4 separate regions of the Mus musculus genome follow, and regions 1, 3 and 4 are each linked to region 2. Evidence: chromatin loops called from intact Hi-C (ENCODE). Cell type or tissue: gastrocnemius. All regions are shown on one strand. Each heading gives the region's core, and the rest is flanking DNA. Links, peaks and the distances in the headings are about the cores only. Region 1 has its middle 67 kb from the start of Dynlrb2. Region 2 overlaps Wwox (WW domain-containing oxidoreductase). Region 3 overlaps Wwox (WW domain-containing oxidoreductase). Region 4 overlaps Wwox (WW domain-containing oxidoreductase).

What was found. Hi-C counts contacts between places; a loop is a spot of excess contacts. Peaks named below come from ENCODE experiments on the same cell type or tissue, not always from the same donor. Only the 100,000 strongest peaks of a DNase experiment are listed, where the experiment ranks them.
Region 1: a loop joins it to region 2, with 5 times the contacts of the local background. A loop is called at or near these places in 21 of 42 quality-filtered maps.
Region 3: it touches region 2 in a loop (3-fold over the local background); 11 of 42 quality-filtered maps call a loop at or near these places.
Region 4: it touches region 2 in a loop (4-fold over the local background); 14 of 42 quality-filtered maps call a loop at or near these places.

The regions. Positions count from the first base shown.
Region 1 is chr8:116,434,653-116,442,048 of GRCm38, reverse strand. No RefSeq gene overlaps it. Among named protein-coding and RNA genes, the nearest start is that of Dynlrb2, 67 kb to the left of the region's middle. In gastrocnemius, for the core only: a CTCF peak has its summit at 2,925 (motif pointing right); a DNase peak (open chromatin) is centred at 2,940.
Region 2 is chr8:114,449,232-114,456,627 of GRCm38, reverse strand. All of the region lies in intron 4 of Wwox (WW domain-containing oxidoreductase), which reads right to left. Among named protein-coding and RNA genes, the nearest start is that of Wwox, 13 kb to the right of the region's middle. In gastrocnemius, for the core only: a CTCF peak has its summit at 3,726 (motif pointing left); a DNase peak (open chromatin) is centred at 3,691; H3K4me3 peaks cover 350 bases; H3K27ac peaks cover 322 bases.
Region 3 is chr8:114,768,722-114,776,117 of GRCm38, reverse strand. All of the region lies in intron 8 of Wwox (WW domain-containing oxidoreductase), which reads right to left. Among named protein-coding and RNA genes, the nearest start is that of Gm16118, 64 kb to the right of the region's middle. In gastrocnemius, for the core only: a CTCF peak has its summit at 4,550 (motif pointing left); a DNase peak (open chromatin) is centred at 4,535; H3K4me3 peaks cover 227 bases; H3K27ac peaks cover 342 bases.
Region 4 is chr8:114,967,104-114,974,499 of GRCm38, reverse strand. All of the region lies in intron 8 of Wwox (WW domain-containing oxidoreductase), which reads right to left. Among named protein-coding and RNA genes, the nearest start is that of Gm39257, 9.5 kb to the right of the region's middle. In gastrocnemius, for the core only: a CTCF peak has its summit at 2,916 (motif pointing right); a DNase peak (open chromatin) is centred at 2,920; H3K27ac peaks cover 1,223 bases.

The DNA of each region.
Region 1 (7,396 bases), core at 1,752-4,251, 2.0 Mb before region 2:
TCTCTTTCCACCCTTCCTTTCTCCCTCTTTACTTCCTCCCTCCCTCTCTCCTTTTCCCCTGTCCCTCTGTCTCTCCTCCCTCCCTCTACCTCTCCCTCTCTCCTCTCTCTTCCCTATCCTTCTTCCTCCATCTTTCCTCCTTCCCTCTCTCCCTCTCTCTCCTTCCCTCCTCCTCTCCTCTTCCTCCTTAACTCCCTTCCTCTCTCCCTCTCTCTTTCCTCCCTCTCTCTTTCCTCCCTCTCTCTTTCCCTCTCTCCTCCCTTCCTTCCTCTGTCCATTTCTCTCTCTCCCTCTCTCCTCCCTCCTCCATCTCTTCTTTCCTCCATCCTCCTTCCTTTTCACAGTTCTGGGGGCTGAACCCAAGGCTCCTCTAATTCTTTCTCTGTCTGCCCTATATAGTTCTATTCCTTCTCTGCCACTTTCTGACTGAACTAAGTTCTCCATGCCACAGTGGACAGCTGTGTGCAGGGTTCTGTCACCCCGGCAGCCTCTGCTTTATTAACTACTGAACCAAAGTCAGAGTTCTCTAGCCTCAGCCCTCACAGGGCAGTCATAGCTACCCTAAGGGATCATGAACTCCAGAGTTCTGTGGACTGTGAAGTGCTTGGCCAGGTAAAGCTTCGCCACGTTGACACCAGCTGTCACCTCTGCTTTCAGAAGTCCTCCTCACGAATCCTTCATGCTGCAGGAAGGAGGCAACCACTCTCAGATATGGAAGAAAGCCGACCCCAGCATGCATCACTTTGATGTATAGAGGCTGTTTTGATTGGCCAGCTCTACCTGGACAGAAATCCTGGGTGTGCAGAAGAAGCTTTTCAGTCATGTCTCCTTTGGTGTCTGACAGCACCAAGCGGCAGAGTAGGCAGGTAAGGGCAGCCACTCTCTAATATTATAGTCCCTGTGTCTGCTTGTGGCATGAGACTCCACAGCCTTTGACAGTGGCTTCTGTTAGTGCTCAGCCTGAGATCTGAGGCACTTGGCCCTGAAGACTTGACAGGTCTCCAGAGCCTTCTGATGATGAGGGCTTGCGGGTCTTTCTTTCTGGCTCCTCACTGACTAACCCCTGCTCTGTTCTCTCCTGGTCCGTTTGTGCATTCCTTCCCTCTCTCCTGGCAACTCTCACACTGCCCAACAGTTTCTTCAGTTGTTACTGCCTGCTCTGGAAGGGCTCAGGCAACCCACCTCTGTCTGACTAGCACACACAGGGGGCCATCCAGGATCTGGGCACTGGCTACCCCCTGGGCCCCTCAGCTGCAAGTATCACATCCTATAAAAACAGGACCCTGGCAGGTATATGGCACTCCCTGGTAGGATCAGTGATAGTCAGTATGGCATGGTGCATTCAAGCCCATCTTCCATAGTGTGTGTGTGTGTGTGTATGTGTGTGTGTGCGCACACTCTAGACCATACCTAAAACTAATTAGCTTCCAAAATGCATCACGCTAATGACGTCACCCTAAGGTTTAGCCAGGGCTCCATGATACGATTAGCAACGATTAGCAATAGCTCTTCCAGGTTGGTTACCTCGTGTGAGTGCAGGTGTCTTCAGAGGCCAGAGACATGAGATCCCCCCTGGAACTGGAGTTATGGATGATTGTGAACCATGCAAAGTGGGTGCTGGGAACTGAATTTGCATCCTCTACAAGAACGGTATGTATTCCCAACCTGTGAGACAGCTTTCCAGTCTAAAGTACATGTGTTGTAAGAGGCATGCCATGTGTGTCCAGTGCAAATGGACCATCTTATAAAAAAAGCAGACTGGAGGCATCATTCAGAGCGTGAGGCTGGGGTAGGCAGCCTTCTGCACCTGGCTCCAGGCCTTCTGTGTGGAAGGGACCCAGCCCAGGGTAGGTGCATTCGTTTCTGGGGACTCAGCTTGGTCATCTGCAAGGTGCAGACAATAACATTTTATTTCCCTTTATTTCTATAGGGGATTGCCGCGAGGGCTCATCTGAAGTGATCATTCAGCGATCTATTATTACTGTGTTAATTAGTTAATTACTAACTGTTCATTAATGCATGCATAATGACAGGCAAATATCAGCTGCTTTTGTTCATTTTTTAAAAATGATTTTTAGTTAGCAAGCAAGATGATGAATTTTGTCATGATAGTTTCTCTGAGTGAATGCATGGGTATACAAGTGTTCGAGTACACATAAATGTATGTGCATGTATGTGTGTGTATGTGCACGTATGTGCATGTATGTGCATGTACAAGTGGAGGCCAGAAGTCAGCCTTCAGAGTCATTCCTCAGGAGGCCAACCATCTTGGGGTTTGAGCTAGTCTCTCTAACTTGTCCTGGAACTGCTCGATGCAGCTTGGCTGACAGCTAGTGAGCCCCGGGAATCTCCACATCCCCAGTGCTAGGATTATAAGCATGTGCCACCATGTTCGAGCTCTGGGCTTTGAACTCAGGTCCTCATGCTCATGTGGCAAGCACTTTGCTGACTGAGCCATCTCTCCAGCCCAAGGGTAAGGCCTTCCTACACTGTGTCTACCCACTCACCTACCATTATCCTCTCTTGATCTCTTATTTGGCTTTTGCTGTTACCAACAACAACACAGCAGAAGGTTTTCTTTTCCCTTCTCTGGGTCTTGAAATCTCCATTGTGTTCCCATGGACACCAAAAGGACCTTCAGTGTGAATTCAAGGGCAGGCGCATCATGCAAAGTAAGCAATGCTCTGCCCTTTCCAGGATGACCCACACTTAGGACGACCTTATTCTCAGTGCTACGTTGCTGTCCACCAGCTGCAGACCAGGCAGGAGGGAACAGGGAAAGTCTTTCCCTCCCCTTTGGCCCTTTCCATATAGCGTTCAGCCCACCTTCCTTTCCTAAGCTCTTTAAACTTCTTTTGGCTAAGTTAACTTTGTGCCCCCAGGAGACAATGGGCCAGGAGAGTGGCGTATCTCTCCTGGGGCCACCAGGTGGCGATGTTTCCTTTGTCATGATCCAACATGTACCAACTCTTCCTGGTTTCAGCGTCCAGCATCCTTCTGTCAGGCAGCTTTCTCTACTCAGGCAGAGGGCTTTGGCAGTTCACAGAGTCCCCATCTTTAGGATGTGAGTGGAATATCACCAGTTTCTCTGCAGTCGTCCAACACCCGTGTAGACATAGAGAATGCATCGAGAATTGGCCCAGGGAAAGGGTCTCTTGTCACTTCTAGATGAACAAGCTGTCATTTGCTGGTAGTGCCAGGGTGATTTTGGAGAGTGATGTCCCTGTGTCCACGCAGGACTCTAACAACTAGGGTGTGAGATCCACCTGGCTTCCATGTCTCTCATCTTGCTTCCTTATCTAAAGTCCCCTGGAGTGAATAGAATAGAATTTAGAATAGAACTGCACACCCCCTCCCCGTGGTATATGTGATATGGAGAATTTGAGGGATGCCTTTGAGTTTGACAGAACCATTTTCAGTTGTTGGTGAGCTTGACTTAGGGACCTGGGATCCTGGAAAACCCAACAGCCTCCAAAGCCACCCTGAACCAGTGACTTCAGGTTCTTGTCTTGCGAGTTATAAGAAATTCATAGATCATGGAAGGTGAGTTTTAGAGAAAAGTTTACTATGTATTTCATAAGAGAACAGAAGAGAGAGGAAGCATGAGCTTGTGTGTATGTGTGTGTGTGTGTGTGTGTGTGTGTGTGTGTGTGAGAGAGAGAGAGAGAGAGAGAGAGAGAGAGAGAGCCCACAGTGTCTATACAGCAGGATTGTGTCTCTGGGGATGGAATGCCATGGAGGTGCTCAGCCAGAACTTGGACAGGGCATGATGGTGGATAAACTCAGTTCAGCCGGCCCAACTGAGGAATGTCCAGCTAGGTGACCTGAGTTTTAGTGATGTCAGCAGATACAGCTTCCAGGTAAGAGAGAGAGATGACAGGGAACCCGAAGCCCAAATTCTTTTCCTGATGTTCCTGGTCTCCAGAAAAGACCTTCTCAGGGCCATGGTTCTGGAGCCCTGCCCTCCTGACCTGTTCCTAGCCCTTGCTTCCATCAGTATTTAAGGCACAAAGAGAACTGGCAGAAATGCAATGAGCAAAGCCACCTGGTTCAGTACCAAAAAAATGATGTTGGTAGCATCCAAACGCAACCTCCCCTAAAGGCACGTTTTCCTAAAACTCAGCCTAATATTGAACAAGAGCAACATCATTCCTCAGTAACAACCCATGTCTCAGTGCCTTCTTGGGAGACCAGGCTATTCTCTTCCTGAGCTAGCCTTTTCTTCTCTCTCCCACTGCCTAGACCCCTAGACATATCTGCTCAGATGTTACCTGCCATTCATCAGAAAGTCAGCAAGGGAATCAACAAGGCATCAGTATGGTGGGCTTGATACCTGGCACTGCCATTTATTTGCTGTGTAATCTGGATGGTTATTTAATCGTTCAGGCCCCAACTTGCCTCATCTATAAAATGGGAACACCCAATGTATACATTGATTTGCTATGATATATAAATGAGATATTGTATGTTAGGTACCTGAATCAATGTCTGATGTAATCAAAGGGGAACCTTCATTACAAGAGAGAACAAGGGACTAAGCAGCTAGCCTTGAAGAAGGAAGAGAGTAGAGATCTGAATGGTACCCTTGAACTGGGTATGAGAATAGTAGAGATAGGTATCATTCAGAGTATAGCAACGATGATGAACTTGGTGAGGACACAAGACCCCAGTGGTGATGCTGGGCTGCTAATTCTTCAGTGTGACCCTACAATGGAAAGACGTGCTAGTCTCAAGGTGTGGATGGGTGTGCAGTACTAACAGGTGTGTGTCTTTCTCTCTGCTTTCCCCCACCACACTCTTCAGTCTGGACAACTCTAACAAATCATTACTCACCACGGTCCAGGCAGGATCTTCTTGTCTTTCTCCCAGGCTCTTGCCTCTACTTAGTAATTTCTCTTGTTCCTCAGGGAGGCCTTGCTTATTCTCCGAGGCCCTTTTCCTCTGAGGCTTTCCAAAGCCCTCACAGCCCATCGCTGCTGCTTTGTCTGACCTTTGTATGGCCTGAAGTGTGACTAGCTTTTCAAAAACATGTTTTCAAACTCACGGAGACCTACCTGCTTCTGTGTTCCTCTCTCTCCAAATGCCAAGGCTAAAGGTGTGTGCTGCCAGACCTGGTGTGTATCACACCCCAGTTTTCTTAGTTTCTTTACCTTAGTCCTGGCCCCACGGCACAGAAGGGTTTGCAGAATTCATTCGTCTGATGTACTAGTGATTTTTCTCACTGCCATGACCAAATATGCAACAAGGCTCAGTTTAACGATGGAGGGTACATTTTTGGCTCACAGTTTAAGGGGACCTGGTCTATAATGACAAGGAAGAGATGATGACAGGGGCTCACAGCTGTGGTGAAGTTGGAACCCTTCTCACCTTCAAATCTGGGCAAAACAGGAGAGGAGAGCGAATCTTACTTTCTGTTTTTCCCCCTTTGTTGATTCTGTGTCCTGAGTCTGTGGACAATGCCACCCACATTCAGGTGGGGCACACCCTCACAGATGTGCCCAGAGGTGTGTGTTTCCCAGGTGACTCTAGATCATGCCCAGTTGATGATGAAGACTATGGCAAGAGAAAAACAGTATCAGTAAGAACATTTTTTAAATAAAAATAATAAATGTACTTTCATGTGGAGAGACACCCCTATAATCCTAGCCCTTAGGAGGCAGAGGGAAAGAGGTCAGGAATTCAAGGACAGCCTGAGATATACAAGGCCCTCACCAGTAAATCTAGGCTAGGGTTCTTCCAAATGTCTCTGTTCATCTAACACTGGTCTTCAGAGCCACTTTTGGAAAGAGAGAACATCAACTGTAATCTATTTGGAATAGAGACTTTTAGAATTTCTGTCAACTGCATTTTTGCACATGTCTTCTTCTTTTTTTGTGCCCTTGATAAATTCTGATAAGAATACTGGCTACACTGTGTGTCTTGTACATATTTCTGTCTTGCCCATAGGCTACAAGCTATTAATGTGCTGCGGTTTCATCTTAGTGACCCTTTATCTCCAGGACCCAACGCTGATCCAGGCACAGAAAGGGTAGCTCCCCAGGAATCAGGGTGGACAAGAATATGAAGTTGGAAGCAGGAACCATCACAAGGAGGAGGTTTAATTGGAGTGTCACCTCCTCACTGGGGTGTGAAATCCTCAGAGGACAACTCTGCTCTCTGTAGGAAAAGGGCAAAGTTGGAGAGAGCAGTTGAGCGCAACGTTGAGTTAAGCGCAGGCACCGATCCCTGACAGGCCTGGCTCATCCAGGGAGAGAGGGCAGTACAGAGGGCACGGGAGGCACATTTGCAAGGTTTCCCAGCCTGAGGCTGCAGGCTAAGATCCACTCGCTCATTAAGATTCAACAGAGGCAGGGTCTCTCTGTCTTGTGGCTGCCTGTTGAGAATAGACAGTACAGGATCACGTCTGGATGCTCCAAAGGACTCGTGAGTTACTTCTCAAACCCTAGGGGAAAACGGTGTGGAACAGCTCCAGTTATCAGAAGTATATTTTATCATCCTGCTTGGGAAGACTGTTTGCAGACAAGAAGGGCTTTCTCTGGGTGCCTCCCACGGGTGGAGAAGGGAGTCTGAATCTGTCGCCCACCCCCTTCCCTATTAATCATCGTCTCATCTTGTCCTGTGCAGATGTCATGAGCCTTTTTCTGTTTGAAGTCTTTATCGGTGTTTATCTTGGAGTCTCTAATAAATCATTTTCCGGCTGTGTGTGTGTGTGTGTGTGTGTGTGTGTGTGTGAGCCAGGGTGCTTAGCATGAGCAGGGTGCCACCAGACCTCTCTCGTGGCATTTCTATGTCATGTCAGTGAGACTCCTTCCCCTGAAAGGAGCCAGAGAACTGAGGTGAAACTGGTAATTTTGAAAGGCTTGCTTAGTGGGAAGGGGGAATTTTTTTCCCACTTGATCTAATTATAGTCATTATTCTATCAGAGGCTGCACAGTAAAGCAGCAAGACTGGTTAGAATAAGTTAGGCCATCTGAGCCTGGTGGCTCAGCTCAGTAAGCTCGGGGACTTGGGGTAGGAGGTGAGGCAGGATAATTACAAATTCAAGGCCCATCTGGGCAACAGAGTGAGTTGAAAACCAGCCTGGGCCACTTGTTGAGAAACTGACTCAAAAGAAAAAAAAGAATTAATAAATGTCTGGGACATCTCTAGGTGGTAAAGCATTTGCCTAGCATGAGCAAGGGTCTCAGTTCAATCCACAGTACCACAGAGAAACAGATGAGTGAGTGAATGAATGAGTGAATGAATGAGTGAATGAATGAATGAGTGAGTGAATGAATGAATGAATGAGTGAGTAAATCCAGGCTACTGAAGAGGAGTTTACCTTCCAGTATGGAGTGACCGTCAATCTGTCTCTCCTGGATTCTAAGTCTTCCCACCAAGTTGTAGGCAATCCCAG
Region 2 (7,396 bases), core at 2,166-4,665:
ATGCCTACCAGTTATTCAAAGCGATCAAAAAGATGATCCCGGGGCCAATGCAGAGCTCCGGTGCCATCCTCGGGAGGACCTGTAAAGCACAAAGCTAGGGAACACCAACTTAGTATAAGGACTCATTCCGGGCCCGAGCATCCGCTGCAGAAATGGCTGCAGGGCGAGTGTCTGCAAGGGACCCACATCTCCATCCTGAACAACTGCGCAGAGACGGAGAACTACCTGCCTGGCCCATGAGCTGGAGGAAGTCACCTGGCCCGAGTCACTCAGGTAGGAAGAGGGGAGCAGTTTGAAAACTAGGTCACGCCTGCTTCTAGAGTCAGAACTCCTCGCCCGCCTGCCCCTCTCCAGACTGAAACCCGCCACCAATCAAGCCTGCCCTGCCTGTCAGCAGAGCTATTTTCGGCATTGGTACAATTTCGCTACGTGGGAGCCCGGCTTGTCACGTGAACAAATGCACGGGAAAGCTCCGGCATGGTGCGACTAGCTTTAACAGATCTGGGGAGCTGGGATGTGTATGGGGGGTGGGGAGGCGCCAATCCCAGAATCACCAGTTCCTGGCTACTGTTTACCAGCCTCTCAAACCCCATCGTGAGCCAGCCAGTGCTGAGCTGAGGGCCCCTCTCCCATTCCGTGCCCAGGATGTGAGTGTGCTAAGCAAAGCAAATAGCCTTGAAGCCTAGAGGACTTCACAGAAGCAAGAGGGGAAGTCAGGCCGGCTTCTCTCTCAATTGCCTCTTGATCACAGGATTGAATATGTACTTAGAGTAAGGGACACTTTGAGATAAATTAACTTCTAAGAGAAAGGGACATTTTGAAAATTAAATTATACTGCATGGAACGAGCAATCAATCAGCAATCAATATGTATCTGATAGCCATGCATACAAAATGAAAAGGCAATTCATAAAAGAATAAGTACAAATGGCCCGGCGTGAAGAACGGCTACATCTTGGGTATAATCGGAGGCATAAGGATTTAATTGACAGTTTTTTTTTCTTTTTCTTTATGCCCCTTCCCAAGATTGGCAGGGACACGGAGCAACAACTGGCAATCAGATTGGTACAACAATTTAGGGGTGCAGTGTCACAGATCAAGATATTAAGATTAGTGGGTAAATCCGTCGATTCAGCAATTCTCCTTGCACAAAATAAGGCTGCAGAATGTCACAGATGGGTACAAACATCTAATTGCAAAATGTCTGCCTCCATTCCGTGGCTATTAAAAAGCTGGAAGCTACCCAAATGTGCCACACTGGGGAGATAGCTGGAGCCATATAATGGAATAGTATGCAACCATTTAAGAGGTGGAATATTTAATGGTAAGGAAAGATACATTTCACAGCCCAGTAGAAGAAAAGAGGAAAGCCACTGCCTCGGATCACAGATGCTGAACACTGGCATATGCTTCCAACTGTAAGGATTTTGAATTGTTTTTTTTGTTTGTTTGTTTGTTTGTTTGTTTTCTGGTTTTTTTATCTCTATTTTCTACATTCCCCATAGACAATACATTTAATAAAATAAATTTAAAGTCACTTAAATGAGAGGACACAGAACACTAACTCCATGTAACACTTGGCTCCTGTCCCTCCCGACTCCATGAGCACCCCTCTCGCATGCTAACCTACGATGAAGAACCCCAAGCAAGCATCCGTGCCTTCACCCTTGATCCACCTGGGGCTTGGAAACTGCATCTGCCACAGCCTACCCTACAGCTCCACCCTCGGTCCCTAGACCATCGGGGTCAGTTCCATTCTAGACCTGGGTGCAGAGTGAGTGAGCTTGACGGGGTATGTGCCATTACTTCTGAGGTAAGGAAAGGGGTGGGCATAGCACATTGAGCCCCGGGCAGGAACTCACACATATTCTGTACCTGTCCAAGGACCTAGGCACACTTAGGGTACTGACCTCACCTCTCTGTTCTCCTACTCTGGCACCATTTTGATACAGCTGCAAGCACTGAGATGAGGATTTTAAAAGACAGCAGAGCCCTTCTATTTAAAATGCCTGTCTGTATGATATAATAACAATGCATAAACACTAATCTGGTATCATTGAGTGTAAAGATAAGAATGAGAGATGTGGTTTGAAGTTTCTTTATAACCACATGTGAATGCTGGCTAACTTTGTTTCTGTGAGATCGGTTCAAACAAAGAGCCTAGCTCTGCTCACCTTGCTAATCAACCTCTACACAGTGAAGGTGAAGCCCCAACTCAGTCTCCAGCCTCCACACAGTGAAGCTGAGGCCCCAGGCAGCCTCCAGCCTCCCCTCCCTCTCGCCTTTCTCCCCCACCTCCCATCGACATCTCTCATGCACACACAGCATCTAGATCTCCTTAGAATCTAGGAAGGAATCTTCCCCTTGACTCTAATGGCAGCTGGCTGAATACAGTATATAACAATATCCAAAGAGAAAGAGAAGTTAGACAGCCGGATAAACAAACACTGAGAGAGACAGAGCGGGCAGCGTGGCTCATGCCTTGCACATCATGCCTTACTCGTTCTGTACCCCAGAGTTCAGTTTGGCAAATCACTGTGGGGACTTCATTTGCTAAATCAAGGGAAATGATGACCTTCTTGGTAACCTATGGGTGTCTTACATTAAGAGACCCTTGAAAGAGGCCTCCGCGGCCCAAGTGCAATTTTGGAAAAAGTTGAGAATTCACACGGGGGTAAATGTGCATGGCTGAAAAGGCACAAGACAGGACAAGACTGCTTCACACCACCCAAGGGACAGCCAGGGGTCCCAGCTGCCAGCGCCGCCTTTATTATCAAGTCTGCAATAATTCCCAAAAGCCACCTAGTTTTAACAATTTATTTCTTAAATAATGAACACATCAGCGCTTGAGCGCACTGAACATCTTCACTCTGGTGCAACAGCTCTGCTCTGGAACAGGTTCACACCCGTGGCATTTTTAGGCTCACCCATGTTCAAAAGAAAGGGAGAAGTCACTGAGAAGGAACATAATACACGCAAGAGTATCTAACAGAGTTTTATCCTGTCTCCACTTAAAATCTGAAAATAGTTTATAAAGCCAAGCCTAAGGTCCTTTCTTCTGGGCCACAAACGACCTGCTCAAACTTTAATGGTAATACCCACCCCCCCAACTGTGCAGAGGACTGGTTGCCTGTTTCACAGTCTGGCTGTTATGACTTCTTATTTAAGGAACAGATACCAAATCCAAAAGGACACATTTGCTTCTAGTAACAGAATGCATAGCTCATAAACAATCTAATTAAAATACATTATATCACACTAGATAAGGCTGCTGGGCAAAAATAAATAAATAAATAAGGTCACTGAGGCATTCTAAATGAACCTTAAACACGGGCATTAATATTTAAATATTACAATCCCCACTTAGAAAAAGAAATCAGATAATTGATAGGCCAGCACACTCAAAACCGATAATGCCAAGAAACACTGTCCTTGTGTAATTTGGCGGAACAAGCTGCTCCCTGAACACAATGGACCTTTTTGTTAAATGGGCCTCTTCGTCTTTGGCATTTTATACAAACAAAACAAAAACGCAAAGCCAAGAAAGAGAAAGATGACACCGGTCCTAGTCTTCAGCCAGGGCTCTATCACTGAGCCGGACATGCCCTAGAAGATATGTTGGGGAAGGAAAGGGCACTGTTAACAAAAGGAAAAGCCAGGCTAGGCAGCCAGAGAAGAAAACTCCGAGTGCAACTATCTCGAAGGGCAACAGTGCCCTCTAGTGGGGAAACAGTATAAACTAGATAAACATGGCTGCTTTTAGGTTAATTACAGGAAACAGCAATGCTTGTGTTAGGACTCGTACTGTGCCATTCCATTACATAAAGGCAGGGAAGAATAGAATCACTTTAATTGGATTTTATGCGGGAACATTTCCAAGTTTGCATGTGACACACCACCACACCTTAATAAGAGAGAAATCAGATTTGTAAACATTTTCTTTAAATTAGGGGTTTGAGCCACTTTGTCATTGAAGCATAGCAACAGGAACTTCATTTACTAAGCTGACACTATAAAAAAGTGAAAACCAAACCCAAGTGCAAATACAGAATTAACTGGGGCCTCAGAGGACAGACCCCTCTGGAACTGTTCAGAGAGGCACCTGTGGACACGTATACATGAATGTAATCTGTTGGGGGCCTGTGACTCATACACACACACTCTATACCTACTCTGCTCCTACCCAGGGTTAGCCGACTGCACGGCAGCAATCACGATGGCATTTCTAATGGCACCCGGTCTGGGTATTAAGGGTACCACGTACTACGATATCTAAGAACGTTCACATGTGAAGTGGCTGTTTGACTCATAAAATAATCATTTTTAATTTTTGTGTAATGCCAGTCAAGGACTTTTCTCAATACTGTCATAAAAATCTCAAGTGTCCAGCCAGGTGTGGAGAAAGCTGAGGCAGGAGAACTTCCCTGAATTGAATCTACTCTAGGCTATGTAATGAGACTCTGTCTCAAAGAAAACAACTTCCAATAGTTTCTCCGAAGGAAATAATTTCAGATCACTTTAGCTTAAGAGAACCGTTGTTGCAGATATAGTTAATTAACTCCCTAGGGGTCTCTTGGATGATTTAGGGGCTTCCCCTCTGCTTAATGAGCACAGAGTTCCCAAAAGGAAGATAACCCAAGGCCCCATCAGCTCATCAATGGGAAAAGAATGTAATGGGGAATTCCAGGACCCCAAACACAAGGACGCGGGCTTTACTCAAAAAAGGGGGTTACGGGGTTAAGTTCAGGCAGCCCCCAGCCTGGCTCAGGATCCTCTACAGCTCCTTAGGAAAGGTCAGGGCTGCTACACGGTCTGGAAGGAAAGCAGCCCAGAAAGGAAAGGGTTTACTCTAGGCAGGAACCCATCACAGTAACAATGGACAAGTGAAAGTGTGGCACTAACTCCATGCTGGAGCATCACCACAGGGTCTAGGGACAGACCCTCTAAGCCTACACATGAAGACACTGTACGGAAAGGATCCCGCAGGGCTCCCAGCATGAAAAGCTCATGCCTCTGCTCTGCTTTAAAGAGAACCAAGTGAGGGATGACTGACACCTTCCGTGTGAACCTCTTTCATCTCTGGGAGTGTGAACCTGGTGTGCGTGTGTGTGTGTGTGTGTGTGTGTGTGTGTGTGTGTGTGTGTGTGTGTGTGTGTGTGTGTGTGTGAACCTCTACAATAAGGCCTGGGGTGGTGATTACAATACTCTAAGAGGAGAGCTAGTTTTGTTTTTGTTGCTCCTCTGGCTGTTTCAGGGGGAGACCATGTATGACGCTGCCCGACATTATAAAGGTCCAGAAGGGAAAAGACAGATCAGAAAGAACTTAAAATCAAATCTGAGCCACTCCAAGCTTCAGACTGAAAGAAGAGAGTTCTGTCCTTAGCACCAGACACCAGATTGTCTCATGTGCTCATAGCTGCTATCGGGTTTCCAACACAGTTTGCCAAAAGCCTGACTGTTCCTCCAGAAATACAATGACAATATACCGGTCTCGATGAAGCATCAGTTGTATGGAACTCAAATGCCCCTCTGACATAAAGATGGGCAGCTGCTGTCCCACTCAAGGGACATGTGCCTGCCTGTGTCAGAGAGTGCTGCCTGACCAGCAAGCCAGCCTGAAGGTTCAAGGCAAGCAGCTTCCACACAGCTCTGTGCACACAGCCAAATCTACTCTCGAACAGATGTAGCTTAGGAAATCCATGGGCCCCAGGGAAGTGGGAGACTCCCTAGTCTAAACGCTAGACTTTCCCTTTCCTGAGACTCCCGGGGACTTAGATGCAGTCATCTCCGTGTTGAAGCCGTTTCCTTCTTTTTTTACAGAATCAGAGCCAGCCCGTGTGTAACTCCAAAGAGCCACAACCTCCTGCCCCTCCTGCCCCTCCTGCCCCTGCTGCCCCTGCTGCCCCTCCTGCCCCTGCTGCCCCTCCTGCCCGGCTGTGCTGCACACAGGGCAGTGAGCTGCTCCATTGTCTACTGGTTAGCAGGCTCCGGCTCTTGATCTGCTAGCAGCGGCTCTGGATGAAAGGATGGCTCCCCTGGAGCCTGAGATGCTGTTCTCCACTGAGGTCCACAAGCTACAGCTTTCAATCTAAAAGTCTTCAGGTTCAGAAAGCTGGTTAAACAAAGGTCAAGAGGAGAAGAGTGTTAGTTCCTGAGGAGACAACATTCTAGTCTTGTAGCTCACTAAGACCACGGGTAGGGGCAGGCAAATACTGATGGGGCAACCCTTCCAGCTATTCATGATGTGCTCGGTGCACTCTTCCTGTAGCCTGGGTATCCCGTTATCCCAGCCTCAGCTAAATGGGCTGATCCGAGACGCTGAGGCAACCCTGCCTTGGGTTCAGCTGGATCACCCAGAGTAAATGCTGAGTGCAGGCCCCACAGTAAAGACTTTGAGAGCCACATGATCCCTACTGTAATTACTCGACTTCTGGTGATACCCTAAATGTGCATGGCTGTGTTCCAATAAAAAACACCTACAAAATCAAGGAGGTCAGATTATACCCGGGGGCTGTAGTTGATCCACATCCAATCCAGAAGGCTGAATTCAGTTGACAGAGGTAAAGCCAGCTCACAACTGTAGAGAGAAGGGCTGGGAACTGAGTGTGGCGGGACAGACCCATAATCCTGTCGTGAGAGGCATAAAGATCAGGAGTTGGAAGCCAGCCTGGGCTACATTGCTAACGCAAGGCAAGGACACACAGCAAGACACTGTGTCTAAAACCAATGTTTTTCACGCCCTCGTTGTACTTCTGCATTGCCTCTGAAACCTCCTACATTCCAGGACCATCCTGCCCTTCCTTCCTGCTTGGAACTGAGAATTTACTCAACTGCCTTAGTACTATCGAGTATAAACATTCAAAAGTTAGTTCTGCATTGCTTACGGACAGCGTGAGAGCGTCATCCACACAACAGTCTGCTCAGAGCTCACATCAAAGGGGGAGGCCCTGTGAGAACCCAGTGGGTCAGTCAGGGAGCACACACCTCCCTCCATATCTCCCACCTCCCACGTAGAGGGGAGTGTGGAAACGCCATTGCCCCAACAGCGCTCTTGGGCAGACAAGGTGTCTGTCCAGTCACAGGGGGACTGTGCTCAGCACTCATCCACTCAGCGTCACAGGCTGAAGACTCAACAGTCTCCCTGCTGCGGCCCTAAGAAAGGAATGCTGGAGGCCCTGGCAGGGCTCGCACAGAGGGCAACACTAGGAGCCTTGGGAGCAGATGCTCATTCCATCCTGCAGTGCACAGGCCCAACGAAGCAGTAATGGCAGCTTATAAGTGGGCAAGTTGCACGGCTCGAGAGAAGGAAGCCTGTTATCTAGAAGCCACAGACTACCTGGGCAAGGACACTTTCCAAGACTGCCTGGAAGGACAAAAGCCACACTGCAGAGTGTCTG
Region 3 (7,396 bases), core at 3,072-5,571, 320 kb before region 2:
CTCTCTCTCTAGGCAGCCCACAGAGGAGGAGGAAGAAGAAGAGGAGGAGGAGGAGGAGGAGCAGCAGCAGGAGCAGCAGCAGCAGCAGCAGCAGCCGCCTCCTCCGCCATCACCTCCGTGCATCATGTCTCAATTCCATGACACCACATGCGGTTTCTGCATGCTTTCCACATGCAGTATCAGGAGACATCATTTGTGCAGGCTTGACTAGGGAGGGACAGGACCACGGCAGGATGCTGGTGCAGCCCCAGATAGGATGTCCACTGAAACACAGATGCCATGTGCCTGTTTCCTCAAGGATAAGGGACCCGATGTGACCCGCTGGGGGCTTGTTTGCAGGGATCTGCAAAACCTCACATCAGAGACACACAGATTTAATGAGCTGAGCACACTAGCCATCTTCCAAAGCACTCCCAGGAGAGGGTGCAGCTGGGACACATCTACAAGACGGGAACCAGAGTACCCTGGCACTTGTCCGAGACGGGGCCTGTTGGTTGCCTTTGCCAGTTGTATCTGTGCCCCCCCCCCCCCCACGATGGTCAGTTGCTCTAAATAAATATCCGTGGTTCCTGGGCATAACTCAGACTTTGCATTTAAAATTAGATCTATAGTGGCTTGGCCAAAATTTGTGTGTGAGTGTGTGTGTGCACTCGAGAGTGTGCGTGTGTGCGTGCATGCGCGCGATGGGTATGTAGCTGCCTGCAGAGGCCAGAGGAGCATGTCAGAGTTCTTGGAGCTAGAGTTACAGGTGGTTATGTGCTGCCTACTACGGGAGCTGGAAAGCAAACGTGGGTCATTTAAAAGAAGAGCAATGAGCACTCTTGATGCTGAGCCACCTCTCCCGTCTTTGCTTTTTCTTCAGTACGGTTTTATATTTGTGTGCATTTGTAGTGTGTATATGTATGCGTGTGCACGTGATGTTCACACCAATTCCCCACAGAGTCAACATTAGATGTCTTCCTCTACTACTCTCTATACATGCCTTCCCCTACCCCTTTGATTCAGTATGCGCCATTTCAGCTCAGTTGGCTGCCAGGGACCCTAGGATCTGTCTCTATCTCTACCTAGGTTTCCTCAGCTGGAGCCAAGTGCTCAGCCTTCTTAAGTGGGTTCTGGAGATCTGACCTCAGGTTCTCATGCTTATTCAGCAAACAATTTACCTGCTGAGCCACCTCCCCAATCCTTTCAAAATTAATTTATATTCAGATATTATTACCGTTACTTGTTCCTTTAAACAGAGCAGCACACAGAGAAATCGCTAGTGTTCTCTTCTATCAGAACACGGGCTGGTCCAGCCTACACATTTGCTCATGGTTGGGTGGACAGGTAGCAAGCAATGCTATCTGGGCTGACCTCTTCATCTGAGATCACCTTGTCTTCGTTAGAAGAATCTTGCTTCTCCTGTGTGTTCCACAGTGGTACAGAACAGACAGGGCCCGAGTCTTACTGTAGAACAGGCCTCTGGTAAGTTATAATTAATCAGCTTCAACCTTCTAACAGGAGCCAGCTGGTGAACGTGACATTGCTGGAACTGGACAGGTGTGGCAGTGAGACACACGGTCCCTTGCCGGTCACAGGGTATTCCAGTAGGTGGGTAGGACTGGGGAGATTCTGAGCGCCCACCTCTGAGGACTGGACAGAGTAAAATAAAAAAAGAGTGAAAGATTCCCTTTCATTTTTTTCTTCTTCTCTTTCTCAGGTTAATATGAAATTTTAGGAGCACAGGAGCGAGACTTCCGGCTCGACAGAGCGGCTAAGTCACCGAGCCGACTTTTCTCTGAAGCAAAAGCGATGTACAATGTTGATGTGTGCCAAGAACTCACTTGGGCATGGGGCCAAGAGAATGCGGCCTGTCAGTCGTCCGTGGGGGAACGAGAGAGCAGGGAGTCCAAGCACATTTGGAGAGATGCCTTACAGTTCTGAGGCAGCCTTTTCACGTCCACAGAAGCCCTGCCCCCCCCCCCCCCACCCAAACTCGAAACCTCTTGTTTCTGGCTCTGGGAGGCAGCTGTTGGCGAAGACATACCTCTTTGGCAAACCAACGTCATCCTCAAGCAGACCCTGTGGTGTGAGGGGTCTGGAAGGGGCCAGGCCAAGGTGGTAAACCTTCCTACCAGATCATCTCTTGTCTCTTGCATTCAGCCAAGGCAATGTGCTCTGCAGAGCCAACCCTTGCCTGTCTCAGAATCATGACTTGCTTGTGACTAAGTAGAGGCTGAATCGGCACCCTGATCCCCCACACCCCCCCACACCCCCCAGAGCCCTGGAGTCCCCTCCACACCCCCCCCCCAGCCCTGGAGTCCCCTCCACCCGCTCTTTACAAAATCAGTTCATCTGGGTAATTTTTAAAGCGCAGCACGTGGGCCAGCTGGAATTGTTTGCCTCTTCCTGGCCAAATGTTTGGGGCGCCTTCCAGCCTTCAGTCTACATGCTGTGTGTGTGTGCTAGCAAGATCTGGAAGGCACGTCCAGGACTGGGAAGGAGGGTGTTGCTGACCGCAGGACCCGCCAACTTCCCTAGGCAGGAATGAGAAAGAAGCCTGCTCTTTTTAGGCAAGCCACTGTCAGGCAACACTGTCAGGCAGTGATTCTCTGGGCTTGGATATTAATGCTCACATTCACTGGCTTCTGAGCTAAACCCCCCATCCCAGATCCTTAAAAAGAGAAGATGATTTTCCAGGGAAAGGAGTGTGTGTGTGTGTGTGTGTGTGTGTGTGTGTGTGTGTGTGTGTGTGTGTATGTGTGTGTGTGTGTGTGTGTGTGAGCTTATTTATGCTGCTCTTATCCAGAACAGGGCTGATAGGAAAGTCACTGGACAAGGGTCTGCCTGGCAGGATGCTGCCTGCCTTCCTTCTAGAAAGCAGGCTACTTAGATAAGGTGCAGTAGTGGCAGAAGTCGCCTTGAACACTTGGCAAGTGTGTTCATTTAGAAGGAAATAATACAAAGAGAAGGGCAGAATATTCTGTCTGCCTCCTCCCTCCAGCCACGGGGAAGGTAGATAATTAGACTTCATTTACAATCCAGAGCTTTCAAAAATAAGACCTGTGTTGGTTATTTATTTATTTATTTTTAAAGATCTTTTAACTTTGAAGTTCTGGAGATTGGGGCGGGAAGCTGCCTTGTGTGAAATGTGCCTGGCCTATTGTACTTGGGGGAGTCGGAAAAAAAAAAAAAAAAAAAAAAAAAAAACGGGGACAATAATAGCCCTTCACGGAGGAGACGGGATTGTGTTCAACACACCATTTATCTCCTTTTGGACACAAAAGCATATGTGCAAATATGTCCATTTATACATTCTTCTTCTGGGGGCCTGTGACTCTTCCAAGTCATTATTCATATTAATTAATGTGTGTTTGGTTTATAAACTGCTGGGCTTAAGAACTCAAGTTGAAATGTTCTAGGAAAGTCAATACCCCAGCACTGCCTGTGACAGGGTAGGGGTGAGGGGTGGGGGTGGAGCTAATGGGCTGGATCCAGCCTTCCAATAGGGTGACAGGAGCTTTACACATCTGGGACAAGGCAAAAGGCCCTGTGAAGGGCCTTATATTTGCTGTCTGGAGACCGGCATCCATTCTTCCACCCTCCTGGATCCACAGAGAGCTTCTCAGGATAAACTGGGTCATAGTTCATAAATTCTGAGTGTCCAAGGAAGGGGGGAAAATGATAGTATTACTGAAACACAGTCCACACAATTCTGTTTTCTGGAATGGCCCAGCTCTCTGGGCCTGTTAAAGGCAGTTCATCAGCAAAGCACTTTGCATTAGAGCCAGGAAAGGGAGCTGGGTAAAGAGGCATGAAAAAAAAAATACCAGAAGATGTTTGTGAATACTTTCCAAAAATTCCAGGAAGACATATGCGTTTCAAGACATGGATCTCGCTAATAAACATTAGGTCATAAAATAATTCAGTGTACATGTGTGGGTTTTAGAGAACACTCTCTGAAAGAATTTTTCTGGAAAAAAATAAAAGCAACCTTGCTGTTCACTGTTTTAAAACTCCCTCCCCCCCCCCCCAAAGAGCTATTTCCAAATACAACCTAGAGATACATTTTATTTCAGTTTCCCACAGATGTGTCTCTCCACACCTGCTATTCTGGTTATTTATTAACCATGTCTAGTTTTGTAGTTTCTAGCTTTTACATCTTTAAAGTCATTAAAACTCAACAAGAGAATTAATCACAAAAGAAATCTATCAAATACCGGTGCCAAGCACTTTTTTCCCCTCCCTGACTGACATCTTTAAAATGTATTTTAAGGTTATTTATTTCATCACACCCAGGGAATAAAAAAATAATAACTTGCAAGCCTCCAAGTTCAGAGAAAGCATAAAAATGTGATTTACTATTTATTATACAGTTAGGCACATGCACATTATACATTGCATGTTAATCTCCAGCGAGCTAAGTTTAACAAACTTGACAACACTACCGCTTGCTAGTGCGGAGAAAGAGTTGACATCTGTTTGCGTCCAGATAGGATTCCTTCTGTGTATTTTCTGGTAAACGGATAGAAGACCGGCTGTTTAAATGGGCAGCCGAACCACAGTGCCCCCTGGTGGAGAAACAGTAAATGCGTGCACTTCTCACAAGATTTTAGAGACACCTAATTGTTACAGTGTGAAAAAAAGTTTCAAAGAAAGAAAAAAAAAAGCAGATAGGAAGAGTTCAGTCCATGCGTGTTTTAATAGATGGAGAGTAAAGAGTTGCATTAAATTCTTCAAAATCACCTTGATCAGACATGGTGTTTGACAACGAAGAATTAAACATGCATGTACCCAGAAGAGTTGGTATTTGGAGTCGAATTGAGAGTCGCATTTGCAGTCAAACAGAGAGTCGCAGAGTATATGTATTTTAAAACTAAATTTATCCCAGTGGATCATCGGGCAGATACACACAGGTGGACTTACTTTCTGAATGCACTATGAAAACGCAAGAGAGCAGATCCCAGATTTTACCAGGGACCAAAGGACTCCATCTTCCCATCATGCCCTTAGCAAGCGCCTCCGATAAGCAGCTTACAGGGAATTTCCTCGGGTCAGACATAAATAGACAGTCTCAGGTTCCCTTAATCCGGGCGCACATCGCTTGCAAGTTAGGCCTCATAAATCTCAAACCCAGTCGAAGCGCACGAAACGAAATGTTCTTAGAAGGCGCAGATACATTAAATGAGAGCTTCGGCACCATGGACTCATTAATCACGCAAACAATACTGACGGCCTCGCGCTGATCTTAAAGGAGCCCCTCCTTTTCTCTGGAAACACCCTCCCTTCACCTCTGGCCACCTTGGGAAGGAGAGAAGAAGTCGGGAATGGATGAGCGCCCCTCGCTCCTTCATTGACGGAGAAGCAACATCGGTAATGGTTCAAGGTCGCTCGCACCTCAGTTGTGGAGTGAAAAGAGCCACAGTTTCCAGCGTTGCTAATCACGTTTTGCTTCCGATGTAAAGTATTTCAAGATATCTGTCAGATGGAGATGATACTGACAAGGTGAAAGTTCACGGGGGCGGAGGTAAACATGCTCACCAGGTGATGAACGGACAAACAGGACATGGATGCATCCCTACCATCGAATAGCATTCAAAAATAAAATAAAACAAAACAAAATAAAATAAAATAAAATAAAATGGTATTAGTAGAAGCTGTTAACAAGAAAAATTTGAAATCAGGATACCAAGTGAATGAAAACACACAGAACACCATGGACACTATAACTCCATTTTTCCGAGGTGCCCACAGCAGGCAAGTCCTTACAGACAGGAAGGAAATTAACCACTGCCTAGGGCCGTGTGTGTGTGTGTGTGTGTGTGTGTGTGTGTGTGTGTGGTGTGATTGAGGTGTCTAAGGATGCAGGATGATTTTTAGAGCTAATTAGATGTTCTGAGGTTGTAGATGTACTAAAGCAACTGGATCACACACACCTTACATGGATGGCTTACATGGCAAAAGTGTTCTGTATCCATTCAGCTGGTAAGATAAAGGAGGCCATGGAAGGCTAGGGGCGGATGGCTCTGCAAAGTTCCAGGGCAAGTCACATTTCCCTGATTAAAGGAGGAGAACAAAAAAAAAATGAACTAACCAAATCACAAGAGTAAACAAATAAACACCAAGACGAAGCGGGGTGCAGTGCTGGTCTCTGGAGACCTGGGTTCAGCAGGGCCCTGGATTTACTTTTCCAAAGGGTTCTCACTCAGCTTTCCTTCTTTCAGATCGGCAGCTAGTGATGAAAATTCTGATTAAAGCGGGTTTCACCCTGACTGCTTTCCTCTCCTGCTCCCCAGCTCCCTGGAGATCCGGATGCAATTATCCTGGAGCATCGCTGCTCTATAAGAAGTCCCCAGGTGACTCTGATGTCCAGCTGAACCTGAGGACCACTGTTGGGGGGGGGGGGGTTGTGAGCCAGCCTAACACCTAGAATACGGTCAGAAGGCAAAGCTGGCTGAGATCAGCAGCCGGCTTCCTAGTTCTCAGAGAATATCTCCTCCTCATCCCTTTAGGTTACGCTGAAGGTATGGCCGAGTTTTCACTGGTTGTCTGTGGGCCACTGTGGAAGGCAGGATGTCGTCAGTGAAATTTACCAAAACCTGCAATGAAATTTACCAAAACCCCCATAGTGTTTCCACTGACAGAGATATCAGAACCAAGTGCCTGCCTTCTTACCACACACAGGTATCATTCCAAAAACACCTTTGATTTTGTTTTCAACTGTGTGTGTGTGTGTGTGTGTGTGTGTGTGTGTGTGTGTGTATACACGCACACACATACACATCCTTGTATATGTTCAAGGAAGTCATTCTTGTTCAGACCTAGAGTTTTATGTGAATTAAATGGGGTCTTCAACCAGTGCCATGTAGGAATCTCCTTTTCCTACTCCACATTACTGCTGCTGAGTAGCTGAGGATATTGTGTCCCCACCTTCACCCCAGCCAGGCCTCGAGTTCCCAGGGCTGGGTTTCAATCCAAGCTAACCATGTGCCCCACCCAGGAGTGGTACCTGCATTGCTTTACTGTGCCGAGAAAACCAAAACCCAAAACAACAACAACAACAACAAAAACAACAAAAAACCCCACAATGTCTTTTACTTTCTTTCCTTTCCCCCTCCTTCCTTTTGGAACATCTATGAGGCCAGAAAATATCGACCCCTCACAGGGCCCAGCACAACGCTGTTGTAACACTCTCTCTGGGTCTGTACCGATCAATGACAATTTTGGAAAACATTGCCTGAATAATTCATCACAGAAGAAAAAAAAAGTGCTTTTGGATGATATGATATTGGTGGGGCTTCCAGCACAAACATACATGTGTTCCTGGGCAGCCCGTCCAGCTGGAAGACAGCTCCAAGTCATTGGGATGGCACCCAAGTCATTGGGATGGAGCCCCCTGTTTTGTAAAACATTATGA
Region 4 (7,396 bases), core at 1,896-4,395, 520 kb before region 2:
AAAAATAGGGCCACGTTTGATGGTGGGAGCTCTGAGCATGTCTCCCCTTCTCCTCCTGTACCCGTGATGTGGGCTTTGATGTCTACTCCTTTCTGTCTAGCTTGCCTGTCTTCTCAGTAGCCCCTGGACCAACTCAACATGTTAGCCATGGCTGGCCTTAAGCTCCCCCCCAAATGTGTTTCTGTCCTGATGTGTCCCAAGTTTGTCTGTGGTCTTTCCAATCCTTCTATTGTTGGAAGATTAATTTATTTACCCCCTCAGCGTCCTCTGAGGTGGTGCCTACTTGGGCACTACCTTGTGCCCCCTCCCCTATTTGAATGGACTGTTTTCTTCCTCTCTATTGCCCTGGGAAACCATAGCAAGTGACCCTGGTGTTCCAGTCCTCTGTACATGGCTCTGTCTGTGGTGCGGGACCATGAGTATCAGAGCCATGGGTGACGTCTGGTTTATCTTTGATATGGCAGTGACTGATGAATGAAGAGGTACACTTGCTGCATGGTTCTGTAAAGGGATTTGCGATATCCCTTCAGGGTGCCTCATGACCAAAGCGATGACATGGGCCAAGGGTTGCCTTTTGTGTAAACACCACACCCACATGTAGAGACACACATCCATAAGTCTCTCAAGGATCTGGCTAGAAAACTGCCACAAGATTATGATGATGTGGACTCCAAGAGCTGGCAGTTCCCAATCTCTACTGAATTAAGTCTCCTGCCTTTCATCTGAATGAGTCAGAAGAGCTTTGTCCAAGGAACCAAACATCACCAAGTGAGATAGTTGTCCAAAGAGTGGTGGTGGTAGTGTGTGCACTCTTTCTCTCTCCCTCTCCCTCGTCCCCTCTCTCTCGGTGTATGTGTGTGTGTGTGTGTGTGTGTGTGTAGCGATATATTTATAAGCAACCTGAACATTTAGCAAAGACCTCTCTTCATCCCTGTACTCGTGCAATTCTGTTTTCAAATTCCTTTAAAAACCCAGAAGGAAAAAAAAAAGTGTGTTAAATTCAAATTGCCGCTCTCCTGTAGAATTATGTGAAGAAGTATGCCAACAAAGGTTGAGGCCAGTAATTACGTGGCAGCCGAGCTCTTGTTCTTGATTCTCATGCAAAGCACTGCCTGATCCCAATTAGCACGGGCTTGTTTTTGCCTCTCTTGGTGTGCTGCCTCCTGCCCACCTTCCGGGGACTCCTCCCTGTGGGTTATTTGTTCAGACGCAGTTCCAGACACACCACTGTGATTTCCTTCTTAATAAACACGATCCAGTGAGGAACGGAAGACAATGAGAGGCACCTGCGCTGCTATTATAACTTCTCGTTCCCGCCCACCAGCAGAGTGGGGCTATGAATAAGTGAGAGCAGCCAGTCTAAGAATAGTAACAGCACTTTCCCATAAACACACAGTCATAAAACTTCTGCTCACACCAAGGAAGGACAGGCGTACCAGGCCGACACCATTGTTGGAAACTTGGTAGGAATGTCACTCTGAGGGCCAAATGTTTGCTGTCCATGACCCAGCCAGTGACTGAGGACAGTCCCCATTCCATGCTACAAAACAAAACAAACAACAACAACAACAACAACAAAACAGCCGAGCATTCCTGAAATTGTGGCAAGTCCTAGATAATGTCAGACGGGGGAGAGTCAGAGCAATGGTAGAGAAAAAGATAAACAAACAAACAAACAAAACCATAGGCTGTGGTGTCAGAAAACACAAATTTAGGTTTGTCTTAGTGTAAGAAATATGTATTAAAGTGGGGCAGTGGGGAGATGTCTTGGTCAATACATCTCCAGTGTCTGCTTTGCAAGTATGGGAACCTCAAGGTGGACTTGCAGAACCCACAAAAAGACCTGGGTGCAGCAGCATGCTCCTGTGATTCCAGCATGGCAGAGGCAGAGAATGGAGGGTCAGGGGACAGGGAGGGTATGCTGCTGTTCAGCCTGTCTGCATGGATACTGTGAGAGATGCTAGCTATGGCCACAGTGATTTAGCCCGACTGCATGGATACTGTGAGAGATGCTAGCTATGGCCACAGTTATAGTTACTAGGTTTTTACAGAGATGTTATCCACAAGGCGGGAGCCTAGAGATGAGGACCACACTGGCCAGGTGATGGAGAGGAGAGCAGATCTAGGGAGAACACACATGCACACTGTTAGTCTCATGGGGGAAATTGAGTCCTGTCTCTGTTTCGCTGTTTCTTGAGGGCCTTGCGGGGTGGGAACATACATTCAACAAATCATTTGCCGTTGGCATCATTAGAAGGGTCCTTCTGAGTGTCTTTACATGCGTGCCTACCATCGTTATTTCTAAGACGGTTTGTCACCCGGAGCAGAACAGGAACCGCTTTGGCCTTGCTGGCTCTGAGGTCTTTTATTAAGTTGGATCGCTGCCTAGCTTTCTAGTGTGGTGTCTCTGTTTCTGTCCGTGTTACTGCCCCTCTCGCCAATCCACTCTTTGGGGGACCCATTCTTTGGGGGAAAAGGAGCAAATTTTAGAAGCTTCTCTAGAAGGAAGGCTTCCCACATCAGCATGCTAACTCTCAGGCGTCCTCTAAGCCCCCACTCACATCCACTAGGTTGCGGCTGCCTCCTCTTCAAGCGTGCCGTGTAGGCTCTGGCCGGAGGGCCTTTGCACTCGATGGCTGCTTCTTCTGGGTGAATGCTCTGCCAGTGACATTACTCCCTTCAGGCCTGCATTCAAATGCTGCCTTTCCTGAGAGCCCTGTCTTGAATACTCCCGGTCAAAAATGACACACCTGAGCCTTCTCATTTTCTTCACTCAGCTTATTTCCCCCACGGTATTTATTGAACATCTGTCCCAGCTGTCAACAGATGACCTGTCTTTGTCGTACCCAGCTGCCTTGGCCCTGCTTAGGACCAAGAACTGGTTCCCCTGTGCCGGCTGGCACCACGACAAACTTAGCCAGTAGAGGGCACTAGAGGGACACTGGAGGCCTCAGGCTCTGGTGTGAGGTTCTCTGGAGGCATCTCCCTGTGGGCAACTCAATCCTGTCCCCTAAACAGGAAACGTCCTAGCGTACTCCTCCTCCTGGGAGACTCCAAGTGACTTTCATGGATGGGCATCTCCAGTGTTATCCTGACCTGGGACTAGAGAGCGGCTTCCCAGAGAGTCTGACCTTCATGGAGTCACCAGCCACCCAGTGGCTTTTCTCCAGCCTTACCCCTAGAGACCCTTGCAGGATGTCCTTCTAGCTTGGGCACACTGTCTCAGCACTCCCAGTGGCAGACTCCTGGACTTGGAAAGAGTTCTCTGCCCCTTGATAATTCACACCCTACTGTAGGTAGTAATGTTTAACTTGGAACTTTTTTTCTGTCAAAAGAAGTGTGACGTTCCAGGCCCCCATCTGGTTCCTGGCTGACATGGTAAATGATCTATTGGGAACGAATACATAAACATAGAAGAGGACTTCAGTTGAGGAGGATTGTATCTGTTAATTACCCATTTCATATAACAGTCTCACAGAATGCAAAACCTTGTTTCGTTTACTTACTATGCCACCAAAGGCTAGGATGCACACTCACTGTTATGAGCACTGAACAGTTGTTTGGAGGTTGGAAGGAAGTAGCAAAGTAAGAAAGAGAAGCAGGGGTAGGGGAAGGGAAACAGAAAAAGAGCAGAGCATGGATGGATGGATGGATAGATGGATGGATAGATGGATGGAAGGATGGATGGATGGATGGATGGATGGATGGATGGATAGATGGATGGATAGATGGATGGAAGGATGGATGGATGGATGGATGGATGGATGGATGGATAGATGGATGGATGGGTGGATGGATGGATGGATGGATGGATGGATGGATGAAAGGATGGATGGATGGATGGATGGATGGAAGGACAGAGCATTTGGGTGAATGAACAGATGAATGAGCAACTGAAGGAATTGATGGATAGATTGGTGGGCAGACTGTAGGATGGATGACTGGGTAGATGGATGGATAGATGGACAGGTGAACCAATGGATGAGTTGCTGGCTTTCTGGATGGATGAATGGATGGATGGATGGATGGATGGATGGGTAGGTGGGTAGATGGACGGGTGGATGGGTAGTTGGGTGGATGGATGGGTGGATGGGTAGGTGGGTATGGGTAGGTAGATGGATGGATGGATGGATGGATGGATGGATGGATGGGTGGCCTTCCCCTAAACTCTCAGTTGTCAGTAGATGGTCTGAAAGAACACCTGGTATGGTTCAGATGATTTCCATTTAAACTTTCCATCCTACTACCAACTGATTAGAATATCAAAACACCTCGCCATCAAATGCCAGAGCCCGAGGACCACGCCTAGTCTTGTGACCCTCTTAGAGGAGCATAATCAAGCCGAATCGAGCAGAGGCTGGAAGAGGAGAGCATCGTCATGCCAACGCCAGACCTTTGCGGGGCTTGTTTCAATTCTGATGGTCAACATGAGTGAGTGGAAACCTGCCCTGCCTGCTCTTTGGTATAGCAGCCATCTTTTGTTAGCATGCAGGGGTAGTGAGTCCTGGCCTCCTCTCTCTTTGACTAGACAGTCCTGTCTATGTTGCCACCTAATCTCTGGTGAGAATATTCATTTTCTCGCTCCACAGAGAGATGGACTCGTAGGCTCCGAACTGAGCGTTTCATTGCACCATAAAACATACTGGCTAATTAAAATTCTTCACAATTAGAGCAACAAACTACATTCTAAGCGACTGAGCCCATTTTGTCACCTCTGGAAACTATAGGGAAAACCTGTGTGGAGATTAGTAAGCTCTGAAGGGCTTATTTAGTTATTTTTGGCCCTCAGATCTCCTTTGGCTGGCTTGGGGTTTCATTCTCCTTCGCCTTCCTTTTTTTTTTTTTTTTTTTTTTTTTCCTACTGAGGCCCTGTTCTTTTAGACTCATGCTGTTGTCTGTTTATAAAAATAAACCAAAAAGAAAGCTAGAAAATCCCAAAGCCACAGATTACAATTACCTAGTAAAACACATAATAAGAATATAATACAGCTAATGAAAGAGCATCAGGGTGTGTAATACCAGCCTCCCAGATGTAAATAACGACTGTCTGTTTCAATTACTGTTTTCTTTTTACCTCAAATTCTAAAGAGCAGCGGAGGAAATTAGTGCCCTTGAAACTCGAGTTGCTGGAACGTAGCCACAAGCCAAGGGAAAGTGGGGAAGAGACAAGGCATCGGAGTGTTAGACCTGGATGGTGCTTTCTTCAAAGAAGATGAAGACATGAGGGAACAACAACAAAAATCACATGAAAAGATGCTTGACACCATTAATGGTTAGGGAAATAGAAAACAAAGTCACAGTAAGATGTCACTGTTTTAAACTAAGAAGGCAGGGGCTGGAGAGATGGCTCAGCAGTGAAGAGTTCAGACTGCTCCTACAGAAGACCCAAATTTGGTTCCCAGCACTCATAGCTGCTACTTGCTTTAGGGGGAGTCCGGCGCCCTCTGGCGCCCTCTACTGGATTCTGACAGCACCTGCACTCATATGTGCACATAACCACACACACAGACACATACCCATAATTAAGAACAAATCTTTTTAAATAAAACTAAAACCTAAGGGCAAATAAAAAAAGAAAGAAAGAAAGAAAGAAAGGAAAAGGGAAGACAACTGCTATTGGCTAATGGTTACGATAAAGTTGACTCTCACAGGCTGCCAGCGTGAATGTAAGAGCACAGTCTTGACAAGTGTTAAAAGGTTGAATGTGGAGCCATTCTAAGGCCCAGCCATTTCGCTCCTAGATAAATTTTCAAAGGGACTGAGGGCGATATTTAAACAGATAGTTGTATAAAGGAGTTCCTAAGAGCTCTGCCCACCCTAGCCCAAAGTGTCCAAGCATCTTCAATAAACTAAACTGGCTTTTGTATAATGGAATATTACCGTTAAAAAAATATGAAGGAACTTGAGCCTGTCTCCCACAAGGCTATGGGTATATCAGGGATAATGGGGAGGAAAGACTGTAACAATCAGAAGTCATGGAGGACTGCTGCTAAATACTGTCTCCTAGAAATGACAGGGTCGTCGCATCCACAAACTCTCAGCAGCTATGGCTGCCAACATAAGACTTGCACAGGATCAAGCTAGCCAACATTCTAACAGGGGGAGGGAAGAGACTCACAAGTGGGGGGTAGAAGGGAGATATGATCTAAACATACTGTACTCATGTATGAAACTACCAAAAGACAAAGCAATGTTAGAAAGGGAATCTTGCCATGTGTTACAACAGGGACAGATCTGGAAGGCATGTGCTGAGTGAAGCAAGCCAGCCTAGAGCGTACTGTCAGACTCCAATTGTATGAGAGTCCTAGAAGGGGAAGCTTCACTGAAGAACAAAGTGGAGCATGGGTTATCATGGGGACCAAGAAGGATGTTACTCATATTTAATACATACACAGTTTGTGCTGGAGAAAATGGAAGGATACTAGCTATGCAATAGACACCCTCCCTCATCTACAGAGGAACATTCCAAGAAACGCAATGGGTGCCCGGAACTGCAGAGAGCACGGCCCTGTGTAATCACCATCACACCATGGTCATTCAAGGTGTCTAAGCAGGACAGCGTGAGATTTTTATCATTTTACAGAAGGAAGTGTGCTTTCAGAACTTATAAACTGCTTAGTTCCAGAATTTTCTACATAGTAGTTTCAGGGCATGGTATACTGTTAAGTACCTGAAAACATAGAAAGCAGACGAAAATGAGGACGGGTTCCTAAGGACCATGGGGATGAGATGAGGATGAGGACAGGTTCCTAAGGACCATGGGGTTGCAAGTAAACGTGACAGCACTGAATGAGCACCTTCACATATAGTTAATAAATAGAACATACAGTTGAGAAATAGTATGTTTTGACATAACACAAAGAAGGAGAGAGAGAGCGAAAGGAAAGAAAGAAAGAAAGAAAGAAAGAAAGAAAGAAAGAAAGAAAGAAAGGAAGGAAAGAAAGGAAAGAAAGGAAAGAAAGAAAGAAAGGAAGGAAGGAAGGAAGGAAGGAAGGAAGGAAAGAAAGAAAGAAAGAAAGAAAGAAAGAAAGAAAGAAAGAAAGGAAGGAAGAAAGAAAGGAAAGAAAGAGAGAGAGAGAGAAAGAAAGAGAGAAAGAAAGAAAGAAAGAAAGAAAGAAAGAAAGAAAGAAAGAAAGAAAGAAAGAAAGAAAGGAAGGAAGGAAGGAAGGAAGGAAGGAAGAGCGAGCCACCATGCAACCTGAGTATTAAATCCACAGGACAAACTAACAGGCCATTGCTAAGAGACTATTTCCTCTTATGTTACAAAAAAAAAAAAAAAAAAAAAAGACTGTAACAAACTTGATAAACTGAATTCTTCACTTTATAGCTCGCTCACGTGGCCAATGAACGTTTTCTAAGGTTGGCAAATACCCGGAGGGATGAAGGACAGCACTTT